Linked DNA regions of Homo sapiens: region 1 is linked to region 2. A link is a loop called in an ENCODE intact Hi-C map of the cell type or tissue named here. Cell type or tissue: heart left ventricle. All regions are shown on one strand. Links, peaks and the distances in the headings refer to the core of each region. The heading gives the core; the rest is flanking DNA.

Region 1 (8,344 bases), core at 181-8,180, 65 kb before region 2:
GGCTGGCATATTACTGATTAGTCCCCTTGAGTAAAACCTATCATTTTCAACAATGAGCCCATGTTTTAGAGAAGCTTTTCCATCTTCATCATCTGTGGTGATCCTAAAGTAGTAGGAGAAACAAGAAAGGGAATTCTGGAAGGACTTTCAACCACCTCTATTTGAGAGAGCAGGGAAGAAGGAAGCAAATGCCATCGTCCTTAAAGGAATGCTATTTGGGGGAATAACAAAAATGAATAAACTTTTGAGAGGAAAATTCAATATGCTGTTTCATTATATAGAAAAAGTTTGGGTTGACTAGATGAATTTAAATAATCATATTTTCCCTTTTTTTTGAGACAGGGTCTTGCTCTGTTGCCCAGGCTGAGGTGCGGTGGTGTGATCTCGACTCACTGCAACCTCTGCCTCTGGGGCTCAAGCAATCCTCCCACCTCAGCCTCCCGAGTAGCTGGGACTCAGGCACACCCCACCACACTCGGCTAATATTTGTGTATTTTGCGGAGATGGAGTTTCACCATGTTTCCCCAGCTGGTCTCCAACTCCTGGGCTCAAGTGATCCACCCGCCTTGGCCTCCCAAAGTGCTGGGATTACTGGTGTGAGCCACTGCATCTGGCCAATAATCATATTTTTTCTTTCTCTTCTGTTAAAAAGCTCAAAGACAATAATAAAAAGAAGCTCTTGAGTACCCAAAGAAAAAAAAGTTTGCTATGCCGTGGCATATTAATAACTCAGTGGCAAGTAAATTGAGCTGTTATAACTGGAATGTTATTAAACAGAATATTTAATATTCATAAGTATAAAATAAAATATATTGTTACATATAAAAGATATTGTTTTATACATAAGGATATAACAATGATGGAATTTGCTCTGCAAGTATACATCTAGTCATACTATATAAACTCAGTGATTCTAAGTCCCACCAGACTTTTTTCTCTAAATCTACCAAATATTATGCGTTCTAATGTGCAAAGAAAGTTATAAAGAACAGCTTCCAACTTAACCGCAGAGCCTTTGACCTCGGTACCTCAATATGAAGATTCAGGGTCTTCATTAATTGTAATTATTTAGAACCAAATGTGTTTCTATATTTTAAGTCTTTGTGTAAATACACTTCTTATATTCTAAACAGAAAAAGTTACTATCCCACATACCATTCCTGTTATTTCTTCATTACTTCACAGATTAGAACTTTAAATAAACATGATGCTTAAAATTCTTAGTAAAGACAAATTGACTTCTTGAGTTATTAGAAAAAGTGACATATTTTGTGATTAAATGTGTGTTTGTAGTTCTGAGACACTGCAAAAAATTAACGTTTCTTTTTGATAGTAGCTTTTATTTTTCTTACAGTGACCAAACCATGTTCCATCCTCCCTCACTTACTTGCAGATAAGGCAGAATGACTTGAGGCATTAAAGATGTGATTATATCCTATATATTGAGTTGGTTCCCAACTCTTCTTGTCTCTGTGTGAGGTCTAAGATACTCAGGTCCATGGTATAAGAAAATGTGATTGATTTCCAAAGAAAATGGTTGGACCAAAAAGAGATGCATTTTTGAGATGCTATTTTGTTGAGCCATTTTTAGAAATAGGCAAACATTCAGAAAATTACTATAAGCACATTATGGTTTTTTGCAGAATAAATTTGATCTAAACCTTTTGACATTTTGTGCTGTAATGTTTAACATTATTGAGTGAAAGCTAATGGAAACTTTCTAACAAGTCCAAGTATTGCCATTTCTCACAATAAGAGCACATTCTCTGTCAAAATTTTTAAAGATTTTTAAATTTTTTCTACTAGATTTGGATTAAATACTAAAAGCAAACATTTTGCTTACAGGCACTCATGGTAATTTTTGGCATCATGTCAACCAAACAAACCCCAATATAAGACAATTTTTCATATTCGATGTGGACTTTAAGAGTTCCTTTGCAGATGTTATTTCAAATGTGATTATCTCACCTCCTTTTTTTATTGTTACAAAATAAAGACTTTTTTTCCTGTAGGTTGCCTGTCACTTTTGAAATGGAAAACATGATGAATTATGGCACATTTGCCTTGCTATGCTTTATCAAGCTCATTAGAGATGATGCATGATCTGAACTTTACGGAAGGAAAAAAAAATACATGGACACCCTCTTTCTTATCTTCTCTGTTTACCTCTAAAATCGTTCTGGTTTACTTGTTGCAGAAACTGACCACCTATTAAGGAAAAAAATGGTCTTGTCTGTAAAACACATGGCTTTCCTGTAGAACAGCCCTAAACTTGAGCTGTAAATTCTCAAAGAGTGATATCACCTCCAAACATTTAGCTCAGAATGCTTCATTTTATTTTTCCATTGTCATGCTGTGCAAACAAACAACTTTATGTGTATGTTTAGATATAATGGGAAAGGTTGTTTTTAATTCAATTTTCCAATGAGATAGCCCTATAATGGATGTTTTCAGAAAGAAAACTACAGTCTTACAAAACCAACTTTCATCTATGAATTTAAACAAATTTTATTCTGCTTCAGAATCATAATGGTTTACTGAATATTCCTTTTTAAAGAAAATGTAAAGACTGAGTTTTAAACTGACTTATGCCAAATAAGTCTTAAACAAGTCTTTAAAATCCAAAATTTATTACAGAGATAAAAACCCTATCTTCTTACCTCTCTCTAGAGTACTTTGAAAAATTTGATTTGCACTAAAACCTAAACAGATTCACCATGATGAAGGTCATCAGATAAAAAATGTTTCTCCAAGTTTAATTCAATACTTATCAGCTAGAACAATTCCTTCCTAATCCTTCAGATGTTAAGTGCTATCAAGAAGTAAAATGCAAATGAATATTATTTTAAAATGTTAATACAGAGTTGGAGAAGGCATTTGTCCTCGAAATAAGAAACACGACGACTGAAATAGCAAATATACATATTACCTGAATTTCTTTTTTGTTAATAAATGTTTCATTTCTGGCACTTATGATTGATGAGTTTCCTTGGAAATAGAACACTGAGGCACTTCCGTTAAAAAGACATCAAATTCCAAAACCATGGGGAATTGTGCTACAATTCCTTAACCTCTTGCCTGAGAGAGTCTTCCTGCTGGCCCACGGGTTAATCTCTACTTGTAAAAGTGTTTACAAAAATGGCATATATGTGTTTGCTTCTGTGATTGATCAGTTCAAACACATGAAATTAATATTTTACATGTAAGTGGTGTTTGCCGTTTTACACTGGGTATCACTGGCATCATCTTATTCTCTTCCTTCATTCACCTACGAAATGTTCCATGTCTGGTAGTCTACTGGGTTCTGGAGGGCTGTGTCAACAAGTCAGAGCTCAGCCCTTCCCTGATGGGGATGAGAGTCTGAAGAAAAGATCAGTCTTAATCTAATACCATCTAATCAGATAAAGAATTAAGTTGCTCACGACTGAGATGAGTCTGGTGAAGGAGGCATTCAGGGGCTCTTCAAACATATGTCAGACAAGACCAAACCTAGTGCAGAATGGTAGGGGTGTGGACCCAGCACGACAGAGGATTGGAACCTAGCTCCGGATGTCAGGTGTCAGAAGGCCTCTCTCAGAAAGGTATGCTAAGGTGAATTCAAGGTTTTAAAAGAAAGCCAGTGGGGGCTAAAAAGAAGTCATTACCAAGAGGAGTTATTAAGGAGGAGGCTAGTGAGAGAAACAGGGCCAGATCATGTGCTGCCCTGAAGTCATCGTAAGGATATGTTTGTTTGTTCAAAGACTCACAGAAAGCCACAAAAAAGATTCAGGGAAAGCTTCAACAAAGGAGAGTGACACAACCTGACTTGCCTTTTTTTTTTTGAGACGGAGTTTCACTCTTGTTGCCCAGGCTGGAGCGCATTGGCACGATCTCGGCTCACTGCAACCTCGACCTCCTGGGTTCAAGCAATTCTCCTGCCTCAGCCTCCCGAGTAGCTGGGATTACAGGCATGCGCCACCAAGCCCGGCTAATTTTTTTGTATTTTTAGTAGAGACGGGGTTTCTCCATGTTGGTCAGGCTGGTCTCAAACTCCCGATCTCAGGTGATCCACTCTCCTCGGCCACCCAATGTGCTGGGATTACAGGCGTGAGCCACCGGCCTGGCCTGACTTGCATTTTTTATAGATGATTAACAAAGAAACTCTATGAGGTAGACAAATCAAGTGCAATAAAGCCCATTAAACAACTGTAGAAACTAAGATGCCAAGATTCAGTTCCTTGCCAAAGGAGAGACGTGCAGGAGAGTGGTTGATACATCCACATGCCCATATGCTTGGGGTGCATTCATATGTGTGTGCAGAATTCTATTCTATTTCTATCATGGGTCTCTGTCCGCCACAGCACGCATTCAAAATCAATGCCACACTTTGCATTTCATTCTAATTCCAAGCTGAAAGATGTTAGTTAGGTAGGTTGTGAACCAAAAAACTTAAGAAAATAGTAATTTAACAATGTTTTTCTCTTCAATGTGTGTCTATTGGTTGTCTAAGGAATTCTCTGGATAAGTTATGTTTGCATACTTTAATAAGCATTTTGGCTCAAGGACTAGAATAACATTTAAATAGTAGCAACACTATCCATTCTAAAAAGCAGGCTAAATAGACTATTAGAACCACATTATACTCCCCACATAAAATAACTTATTATATACCAAACCTTAACTACAAGTACCTATTCTAGCATTGAAGTAGTATAAACAGGAGATCTGAGAAAAATACGGCTTATGATAGTCTGCTCAGTTATGACAAGTGAGCAAACACCACTTGAAGGAAGAAAGTCAGCCATGGTTTATAGGAAAATAGAAGAAGGCTTCTCTCTGCTGCTCTCGCTTTGGTTCTTCCCATTCTCTGACCCATATGCTGGGTAAGAGGCTAGATCTACTCATTGTTTCCCCAGGACTTGGTGTACAAAGTGTTTCTCCACCTCTAGAAACAAGAAGGAAACATTTGGGCCTGGCATTTGTTCTTGCAGAGAAGGAAGAATGAAGAAGTTACAGCAGGAACATCTCATTTTTGCGAGGTGGAATGAGTGAGATCAACAGAGCATGATGATGCTTGGAGTGGTTCTAGAACAGCTGTCAATGTCTACCTTGTATTACAAACTTCATCAAAAGTGCTTTGGCAAAATTAATTGGCTAAAGATTCAGCAGTATACGGAAGCCAGAACATCTACAGCTACGTTTGCAGGACGACTGGTTTGAGTATACCACACTGAAGCTGGATTACTCCAGGAAGTGTGTTAAGCACGGCACAGAGTAAAAGAGAAAGGTCCACCACCAGGTTGGCCCTGTGGGCTTCCTGGGTTTTAAGGTGGCATTGTTTAGTAGGCAGTTGGATAAAAGAACTCAAAGCTCAAGGGAAAAGACGCTAGACAAATAAACAGATTTCAAAGCAGCAAAAGGGTATAAGAGGAGGAGACCCGAGCGCCAAAGGCCAGGCCTCGGAAATAGTAACTCCTCTCACACTGATTGCCTCCTTCTCTGTTTTGCTTTTGCATCAAACTGTGCATCATCTCATCTGATTCTAACTCCTCCTTACACAACCCTTATCTTGCCCGTTAAACTATTAGATCCTTGAGGTCAGGAGAGTATAACATAATGTTCTGATATCCTATTGTTCACCCAAAATAGAAGCCAGGAATTGAGGGAACTATCTAAATTCTACCACCAAATCTCAACCCAATCGAACACTACTAATTTAAACATTTCATTACACACAGAGATTAATCTGTTTTGGTTTCTTGGCTGAACTGCCCAAATCATTGTTTACTTCTTAAAGTGGGTGGGGTCAGTCATTCTTCGTGGAGTTGGGTAGGGCAATGAGAGAGTAGAGGCGACATTGAGAATTTCACTCGGGTGCTTCAGAATTCAGGTTCCCAAATACAAGGAACCAGTTGGGTGAAACTGTATTTTCCAAGACACAATGAATCATACACATGTGAAAAAACCCTTTGGAAGGGAGGACCCCCACATGCGCGTCTTTCCTCCATCACCTTGTAGAACGTACACAACCTTCTGCGTTTGATGCCAAAATGCACTTTTAGTCATGCTTACAGTTCCAAAAAAAAAAATTGTATTTACTGGGCCAGTTTCAAGTTCTGGTTATATGTGTTCCTTTAATCATTCTCTTTCTGTTAAAATCTAAGGAATTGTCTTAATATGTATGTCCAAGATGAGATCAAAATCTTTGCAAAGCTAACGAAGTTTACTTTAAGGCAGAACAAGAGAAATTGATGAGAATGTCTAACATGTGACGTTTAAGATAGTTGATAATTTGGAGGGACTTAGAAGACTTTACAGGTATATGATTAAAGAATACATTTCATTTAACCATAGTCAATTGCATTTCATAGACATTGTAGTTTACTTGATAATGCAACCTAATTTTTTAAGATATTATTCTTCAATTCACTTGAAAAAATTTTGCATCTGATATAAATATATAGATTTCTCTGATTAAATCAAATATGATGAGACAGTTAAATTCTGTGCCAAAAATATCATAGGGTATTATACCTTTGCTATTTAGAAAAAAATAAATGTTTCCAATTTGAAAAAAGAACTTGCTGTAAATTCTTGAAATTTGAAAGTGGCTTTCACGTCTGGACTCTCAGTGGGGCACTTGGTGTGCTTCCCTGAATTCTGCCTACGTTGGTGAATTGGTACAACCATTCCTTTAACAAATCTGCTTTGAAACACAGAAGAAGCCTGCTGTTTAAAACCTGGTGAAAGGTGATTGCAAGCCTTAAAATAAAAAAGCCTAGTTTCATTTTTTTTTTTTAAGACAAGACCCTTCTCAGTTTGACTGAAATACAGTAAGCAGGACAGAGAGACTATCTCTTGTAATTGTCAGCAGATTGGCAATCTGACATAGAATTCTGGCAAACCTGTACTTAATTGCTAAAATATGACTTCCTAGCAGCTACAAGTATGTTCTGGCAATGTCAAGTTATCCCCAACCACATGACTTGACTTCTGCTTTAGAATTAAAATTGAAGATTTATCCCAGGTTGAAGCTGCTCCTTGCACATTCTGCAAGAACTCTATAGACTGTAGACAGGAAAACGGGATATCGTTAAAGTATTGCAGTGCCCCAGGGGTCAATGTCAGATACAATCTAATTTAACATCTTTATTAAGGATCTCAAAGAGAGAGTAAGCCACATATTAATGAAATGTGCAAATGATATTAAACTGGGAGCTGGTGTAACCACCAGTAAGGACAAAGAAATAATAGAAACGCACCAAAAGAGGTTAAAACTATGAGCAGAAAATTATTATATGAAAATCACCTTCTTGGGATTGATGGTTTTGGAGATGAGCGCTGGGAGTCAGAAATCTCAAAGTTTGGGGGCTGCATCCAATTGGGAACCAAAAGGAAAGAAAAGAGGGCAACCCTTAGCCAGCATCTAATTTAGACACCAACGCAAACACTTTACATTACATTATGTAAGTTTATACAATCTTTAAAATCAGAAAGATCATCAACTGTAAAAATTTAGGCACAGGACAACTCAAATGTAGTAGCTTAACTAGCCACAACACAGATAGCTATTAAAAATGACTAGTACTGAACAATATTGACATGCAGAATATATGAACTAGCATGCAGTAAAACAAAAGGCAGAGCATAAGGTGTGTGCATGCTGATACCACTTCAAATACATGGATGCTCATTAGACAAGATCCAGAGGGATCCACCCAGAAGCCAAAGTTTTCAAATATACATTAATTTGGAAAAAGAGAAAAATGTGTCTTTAAAAAAAATAAAAAGAAAAAACAGTGAAGCTCTGATTCCTTAGCTTTTTCTATTTCCCCATGTCTCCCTATTCCTCACACCCCCCAGAAAAGTTGAAACAACGCTAAAATGACTCTTCCAAACCTATAACTAAAATAAAATGCCCTTAAGGCAACATCTGACAACCTTCTGGGATTCAGGTAGGAGTCCCCTGACTGCCTATAACTTCTTGAAACCATTCCATCTTCTTTTACCTCCTCCACTTCTACTCCTATGCCAATACCCTTGGCCATCCCTTAGATACTCAGGCATATTGACCAGAAACTTTAAACAAGAAAACGCCTTGCATTTTAGAGCTCCTGCCTTTTACCCTGTGAGTTCTTCAAAGGACTGGTCTTCGTTGAACTACACACTATGACATACACAAAGCACGGGGCTAGAATGGCAGACCTGGTGTGCAAGCATAGCATCCCTGGAATCTTTGATTTCACCCCTCTATATTTAGTGCCTACTTAATAAAAAGTGGCTTTCACTTGTTTTCTAATTCCTGCCATGACCCCTTACCTCCTTTCAGGATCCAGGAAAATAAGTAAAGAATGAAAATTCCCTA
Region 2 (8,344 bases), core at 106-8,105:
TATGATTATCTTCCATATTGAGCATAAGATTAGTCTGAGGTTTGAGAAAACAATGTCACATTACAGATATATATACATATATATATATATATATATATTTTTTTTTTTAGACGGTGTCTCACTCAGTAGCCCAGGCTGGAGGGCAGTAGTGTGATCTTGGCTCACTGCAACCTCTGCCTCCTGGGTTCAAGCAGTTCTCCTGCCTCAGCTTCCAGCATAGCTGGACTACAGGCAAGTGCCATCATGCCCAGCTAAATTTTGTAGTTTTAATAGAGATGGCGTTTCACCATGTTGGACCAGGCTGGTCTTAAACTCCTGACCTCAAGTGATCCACTCGCCTTGGCCTCCCAAAGTGCTGGGATTACAGGCATGAGCCACTGCACGTGGCCTAAATGTATATAAAATTACCTAATAAAATAAACCTTCAATATTCCATTGAGTTTACCCAATCCTTGTGATTTATCCTAGATTACCAAGATACCTACTTAAACTATATAGCTTTTCACTAATTCAAAAGAACATGAGGTCTTCCATGGTCTGTCTGTTCTGTTGAAGCTTCTGGTAGGTCCTGCTCTTGTTTTTAGTTATTTGCTCACATGTAAAAACCTAATATACATAAGGCTTCTAAATAACCTAAAGCAAAAAATACTGTACACAAAATATTTTCCACTCTCTTTGATGAGGAGGGATGAGAAGAAACATTCGGCATATCTTCTCTGCAGAACAAATGAGTATGCCCATCTCCATTGGGCTCCCCTGAGCTCATGATCCACAGCCTGGAAAGGCCAGCTAGTATCATGTGAAATAAATAGGCATCTCTTCCGTATGTGCAGTCTGCCACCGGTATTCTCTTTATAAGTCTCAGGACCCAAACTAAATGAGAATATTACAATGACTTCATCCCGCCCATTACAGTATCTCCCCAGAGTGACTATTAGAGAATTACTATATTATGTCTGCCCTGGAGACATTTGAAGGTCCTGATATATTTCAGTGATTTTACTTAACCCAGTAATTAGTTTACACAGTTTTATGAAGATTTTACTGCTTTAAAGATGACAGTTTTTCTTCTGAAAATTAGTTCTGATACCCAGTCACTTCATTTCATGGTTTATGAGAGACTGGATATATTGGGTAAAAGATCTTCATTTAAGAATATGGAAAAACATCCCCTTTTACTAACTGAATATGGTTTGGTACATTCTCCCTTTTTTGTTAATTTTCCTTTTTTGGCCCATATACCATGTGGGATTGTTTACAAGGCCAAGGAAAATGTAGTTTTGCTTATTTTTTAATGCAGTCTAGATGTACAGCTGACTCTTATTAAGAATAATAGGAGTCTTGCATATAAAATGCGGGAAAGTGATTTAATAACTTCCAAGGCTTTGAAAATGTTACACACACATCTGTAACAAGTAACAAAAACACCCTGGCCCTGTTAATTCAGTGAATAAATTATTAGTTGTGCACCTTCTATGTTCTTCACACTGTCCTAGGCATTGAGGCACAGCAGGGAAAACAAAATAAATTCCCTTCGTTCTTGAAATGGGCATTCTAGAGGAGGGAAGAAAACAATGAACAAAAATAAATAAATACAAATAGAGGAAAGAATGATGAAGGGATCAAGGAAAGCTGGAGGAGAAAGGACAATTGGGAAGAGATCTGAACCAGGCGAGGGAATAGGCCGTGCAAAACGTGGAGAGGAATGTTCCAGAAAGAGGGACTAGCTTGTGTGAAGGCCTTGCAGTGAAAAACTGCTGAAGAGCTCCAGGCAATGCGGTCCTAGCATGGTGAATGAATACCTAAGAATGCCTTGCAACCTGGCTTCATTGATTTATTGATATTAATAAATGAGAGTACCAAGCGGCTGGTGCCGGGGAACTCCTGCATCATTTCAGCTACATATATGAGAGCGTGTAAAATTTCTCAGACACAGCAGTGAAAAAGACGTGGATAGAAAAAAATGGCCGGGCCCGGTGGCTCCCACTTTTAATCCCAGCACTTTGGCCAGCCAAGGCGGAAGGATCACTTGAACTCAGAAGTTCGAAACCATCCTGGGCAACATGGCAACCTGTCTCCACTAAAAATACAAAAATTAGCCAGGCATGGTGGGGCCTTCCTGCAGTCCCAGCTACTCAGGAAGCTGAAGTGAGAGGATCATCTGAACCCGGGAGGTGAAGGTTGCAGTGAGCCGAGATCCTGCCGCTGCACTCCAGCCCGGGTGACAGAGCAGGACCCTGTCTCAAAACAATAAATAAATACATACATACATAGCATACTTTTACATGGTTCCTTATGTACACAAGTGTAGCTACTTTACCTCATCTTTTTTTTTTTTTTTTGGTCCGGACTCTCCATCTTCTTCCATTGGCTATTCCTCCACCAAGACAAAAAAGCAGCAGAGCTGAAAGGATGTTGCTTTGGCTTGTTGACACCCACTTCCGACTCTGGGATTAAACTGAGTTTGCTTACTAAGAACCCCTCCTGACCACCAAGCAATGCAGTTCCAGGATCAGAGGTCATCCTCTTCCAATCTTTGACTTCCACCCGGAGTTGTAGATAACCCTTCAGGAAAACATGTGGTGAAAGTCATTTTGCTCTGTGAGCCAACAGAAAATTGGCCCTTGAGATGACTTTTAACGGGATTTTGTAAGCCATGAGCAGAAAAGCACGGGTTCCGACCAGGCATGGAATTCAGAGTTGTAATAGAAAACATTTATTTGGCTTCAGCTAAACATCCTAACACATGTTAGCATTTGCTGCCAATATGCTTCCTAATTAAGAACAACATAAAATCATAGGAAATCCTGCATCCTGTCTTCATGCACTTCTCATGTATCTTTAGTGCCCTGGCCTTCTTTCTCAAGCACATACACATTCACACACACAATACAGGTTGATTCAAAAGTCCTGTTTTGCCAACCATGAACTGTGGTGTCATTAACAAGATTAATGTACCTTCCAGAAGGTACCACCAAGCATTTTTTCTTCCTTCTTAAACAAATGCTGCTATTAAAAACTAATTTTTAAAAAGCTAATAAGGCATCCCCCAAATAAAAGACCAACAACATTTAATTTGTAAAGTATTATCTGTAACTGATGTGAAACTTCAAATAGTGTGTGTATATATATATATATATATATATATATATATATATATATACATATATCTTCTCTCTAGGCTTGCCTGGACTATTGGCTATGTTTCGATGAACAGATTCAACATGATAAAATATATGAACATGACCAATAGTCCTCTTTCAAGATGAAGGACAGACTAGGATCCGGTTTTCCTCTTAGTTCCTCCTTAAATCCATGCTCATTTCGTCTGAAAATATTTAAAGATATACCTGTGAGTGCTGAATCATCACCCCCTCATGACAAATAAATGAACATTACGTGATTACTGCACAGGTGAAAATGTATTTGATATTTCTAATTACGACTAGAATTGTATGAGTTAATCTTAGAATCCCCAGATTTATCAGTGATCCTACATAGCCAAACTAATTGCTTCTATTCCCCACCATCAGGCAGAAATCATTAAAAAAAAAAAAAAAGCAGAGGGAAACCAATCACTCAGGCACATTGTATGTTAAGTTTCTCCCACTAGTTCCACATGATTTTTTTTTTTCATGCACTGGAATAGACTCTGAAACAACACATAGAAATAAAACCTGGGTCTGAAAAGCTATCTTAAAACATTTTCCTTAAGACTTTTTAATGATTTTCAGAATCATTAATTTTTTTCAAATGAAACGCACATGCTCTTGTTGCTTCTTTCCTGAGCATAGCTTTTCATTCCTCCTCATCTTTTTCCCCCTTCCAAATCTATTTATTGCTTGTTGTTCTTGGCTCTTTCTCACTTTCCATTTTTCATGATTAGTTCTTTATGATCGTGTGTTTCCTTTTCTTCTCCCCGCCGTGGCTGCCAGCCCAGTTGTTCTCTCCGGGCCCTCGAGTTTCCCTTCACTAATGAAACAAGAGCTGCCTCCCGCCCTGGCTTTTGCCATCCAGCTGTTTCCTTTTTAAGATATAAACTCATCTTTATTCAGTGAAGTTCCTGGGCAAACCTGATTCCTTTTGCAGAAGAGTTGATAATAACCTGAGCGATTAAAAAGGTTTTAAGAGGAACGTATATCTGGAAAACTTGGGAGCGGGTGGAAGGAGGGTAAATAGAAAATGAAATTCATTTTTGAAAGATTCTGAGGAAAAAAGAACAACAACAACAACAAGCATTTTCCTTAATGTTTTAATCCTCCTCGGCAGCTCATGGTGGCAGCCTGGCCTTGAGCATTCTCCTGGAAGTCCATCCACTCCTTCCCAGCAACTTTCACCTCCTACCTTGCCTGCTTAACATTTCTTGGCCTCTGTGAAAGTAGCCTAGCTAACACTGCAAACCTGGATTGTATATGATTAGGTGGTGAAAAGGTGCCAACCTGAAGTGTAGCCTGCCAAGTCAAGTCAATTTACTGTGATGCTTTGACTGTGCAAGCAGGTCTTAATCCCTCTTTAATCTCCCATGTGCCCTTGACATCATGGAAATTACTGGCAAAGCTAATGGCATCAGATGAACCCTGGTAACTCTTTCAGAAAAGGTTCCCTGAACAAAATAACCTGTTTACTTCCTAAGTTTTCAAATCCCCCAAATATATCAAGAAAAAACGAATTAGCCCACAGCTATCATCTTACCAAAACAGAGGGGCTAATTCTTTCTCAGTATTATAACTGATAAGACCTCATGTGACTTGGAATTTATATTCTACCCAAGCATCGGTTGAGTGTGTTATAGTTAAGACTTGATTGATTAGATAAAGGGGTTTCCTAGTAGCTCTAGCTGCTCTGACTTTTAGGGAAACTTTTTCCTTTAAATCTGAGAATCCCTTCCTTTTCTGAAAACACTTGTTCTGATATAAAATTTCCAATGGAATCATTTTTCACCAGAAAACTAAAGAAACAAAAGCAAAAAGAAAACAAACAGAAAGGAAACAGAAGAAAAAGGAATTTAAAAAGTATTTATCGGATATAATCTCACCTGAAAACAATTATCAAGCAAGATAAAAATCAGCATCTACATTGGACAGAAATGGGATTATAACAACAGTAGTTCTTCACCATTTACAAAACACTTTCCCACATATATATATAGAGAAAAAGAATACATCTCTCTGTGATATATATCTCACATATATATTATATAAAAAATAGAAATATATAGAATAGAAATATATATAGAAAATAGAAAATATATAGAAAGAAGACAGATAGATGATAGATAGATAGATAGATAGATAGATAGATAGATAGATAGATAGATAGATGGGAGATAGAAAGTTAGAGTTCTTTGATGACAAGCCTCAAATGTCCCAAAATAAAGATTTTCTTAGAACTCGCATGAATCAGAATGTGTATCCTGGATACTTGCAGCGTGAGGGTTCTCTTCTATGGGAACCTCTCAGAAGATTCTCCTGTCTTAGAAGGAAAAGAGCCTGAGAGGACAGGTCTGATCTTGACTACCACATTTTATTCTCTAATCAACTCCGGTAAAAATAATTCCAGAATCTCCTCAATAAAGAAGAGTGACACCCATTTCCTGTCCTTTTGCATGGTTTCACACCTAGTGTCTATGAGCCCAGGAAGAATCCCTTGAGTCCTACCAGGAAAGGAAGGCAGGAAGATCTTGGATCCTGAAAAATGAAACTTGCTTGATTTTGATATGAATACCTGCCCCACCATGCATGCCAACTGATATCATAGCTCAGAATTCTTCCTGACCCCTGGTTTCCGTTGCCTGGCTGACCTTTCAACATCCCCTGTGCCTGCTGTTTCCCTCCCTAGCTCTGACTCACAACACATCTCATTGCAACCATTGGACTCTGAGACATTGTCCCCAAGGTAGATCCCAACCTCTGGATTCTGTTTGTCCCTCTGCCCTCCAGAGAAATATTGGTCTGAGGTTCCCTTTGGCCTTACCTGCCCACAGTTCCTCCCAGTCTTGTCATCAGGCCAGGAGCAGGGCAAGATATGAGTCCCAGGGACTGTGTGCTCACAGCAGCTGTGCCCAGAGATTAAGCTATGAGAAGCCAGGCGGTCTGGGAAAAGTGAACTGCTAACCTCTCTAGTTGCACTCCAAACTTTGACCTCTGTAAATCCAACCAAGAAAAGTTGGTGAGAGCTCTAAAACTTGGTTCCAGCAACTCCTCCTTGGAATTTATCAAGGGAAAAAGAATTTAACTAAAAGGTACTTCTCAGTCGTCTCTGTGTCATCAATGACAATATTTAATTTTCTGTTTTTAGGTTGAGAATAATCTTTAAATACACTAATGTGTAATTTAAGATTGATCTTCCCAAAGTTAAAAAAATGCCACTCCTCATTGTTGCCAGGTCATTCTTCTTTATTAGCAACAAGAAAAAAATAGAGACGGGCTTGATACATGAATACAGATGGATTTAGCATGAAGCTAATGAAGCTTGAGCTTCGACTCCTATGCAGATTCCTTCCAATGCCTTGGGAGGGACCGTAGCAATTTTGTTTCACTTTTATTATATATATATATATATTTTTTTAAAAGCCCTAAAAATTGTATACTCTTCATGCCCCACAAAACCTGGACCCCGCCCCCAAGTAAGTAAATTACGGATTTCTGCCAAGTGAAGGTTAAATGATGTTCCAGTATTCTGTGTGGACCAAAGTTTTGCAGTAGTTTAAATACAGAAAAGTGTTAAGGAATTGTCTTATACATTACAAGGAAATATAGGCATACTAAAATCAAAACATCATCAGCATACCAGTTGGAACAAAATTAATGCTGTGAGTAGCAATTAAACGTTAGCAAACCATTGTCCATCACATTAAGTCAGTGTTGTTAATTTGAAGGCTGAGTTTGTCATTTTCTTTGAATTCAATTTGTAAATTTGTTTTGGATTTGCAATTGTATAAGAGCCATAAATTTCAGGAATATATGCCTACTTTCAAGTTTGTATATGCTCTAGGAATATTAGACTATGAAGTCATTTAAATTCAGGGAAAGGAAAATAAGGAAAGAAGGAAGGAAGGAGGGAGGGAGGGAGGGAAGAAGGGAAGGAAGGAAGGAAGAAGGGAGGGAGGAAGGGAAGGAGGGAAGGAGGAAGAAGGAAAGAAAGAAGAGAATTCAATCAAGAACCCCCCCATGACGACAACGTTGTAGCCCAAGGATCCAAGATTTCTAATCCGCCTCTAGTTCTAACTTTCCAAATCTAGCCTAATCTGTCTTCAATGCTACAAAATGAGACCCTTCCTAAGCAGGAGCATTTATTTATTCAACAAATATTTCTGACCCAATTGTGTGTGCAGAGCACTATGCTTGAGTCTGTGAAAATTGGTTTATTATTTTCTTTAGCTGCCAAGAAGGATGAGAGTGAGAACACACATTCTTAAGGCAAAAACACACATATCTAAATAAAAATAATCTCATTTATGTAATCATTACAAATGTTTATAGCATTTCAGATAATATGTGAAGGCTGGTAAGGTGCTCAAGATTATGTTTTTCTTTAAGATTAAAATAACTTTGGGATTTTTTGCCACATTAGTGCCAGAAAATGTTTCATCCTCCATATTCCAATTGGCATGCTCTTGAACCAACTCCCTCCGCAGTTTAACTTCAGAGCTACTCCGGGGAAACTAACTAATTTTTAATATTGGGCTAAGCAAAACATAATTAGGAAGGCAAATTTCTGGGGGGGAATGTCATACGGGATATTCCCAAGCCAATGTACATGATTTTGCAACAAGCATTGTTTGAGTTTTCCACTGCATCTCTCGCCTTTACAGGTAATCACGAGTTGCTTGTAATTAAATAATCTCAGGTAACTGATGGCAAGACCATCCCCCTGAGATTGCTTCCTAGGTCTTGTAATAAGCCTAGATTTTTATATCCACCACAATTTTTGCTGCTCTGCTTCAAACACGAGCAGATATAAGAACTTCTCTCTTTTTGATCTGGGAGGAAGAAATATTCTGATTTATATCTCCAACTACCTCTGGACTCAACAGCTGAATTTTGCTTTCTTGACCACTTTATCCTATCTCTAAATGAATGGGCCCAGAAATGAAAGGGCACTGGGCTATTATTGATTCAAAGAATGTTAGAGCTCTAGAGGACCGGAGCAATGATCGTGTCCAGCTGGTCCCAAAGAGGTTCAATAAGATTCTAAGTATTCCTTTGTCTACTTTGAGAACAGCCTTGTTAGGCCTTCCATATCTGAATGTTTATTTCTAAATTTGATTTTCCTAAAAATTATTGAATACCTTCTTTATTTAAGGTGTTAAACTAACAACAATATCATTCAAGGAAATATACTT

The links. Peaks named below come from ENCODE experiments on the same cell type or tissue, not always from the same donor. Only the 100,000 strongest peaks of a DNase experiment are listed, where the experiment ranks them.
Region 1: it touches region 2 in a loop (4-fold over the local background); 2 of 110 quality-filtered maps call a loop at or near these places.

What each region holds. Positions count from the first base shown.
Region 1 is chr15:96,090,977-96,099,320 of GRCh38, forward strand. The region is part of intron 1 of LOC112268156 (a long non-coding RNA gene); the gene reads left to right. The region is part of intron 6 of LOC105369212 (a long non-coding RNA gene); the gene reads right to left. Among named protein-coding and RNA genes, the nearest start is that of NR2F2-AS1, 230 kb to the right of the region's middle. In heart left ventricle, for the core only: no CTCF peak of the experiment used is centred there; no DNase peak of the experiment used is centred there.
Region 2 is chr15:96,156,549-96,164,892 of GRCh38, forward strand. All of the region lies in intron 3 of NR2F2-AS1 (NR2F2 antisense RNA 1), which reads right to left. All of the region lies in intron 1 of LOC112268156 (a long non-coding RNA gene), which reads left to right. Among named protein-coding and RNA genes, the nearest start is that of NR2F2-AS1, 170 kb to the right of the region's middle. In heart left ventricle, for the core only: no CTCF peak of the experiment used is centred there; a DNase peak (open chromatin) is centred at 3,953; H3K27ac peaks cover 594 bases.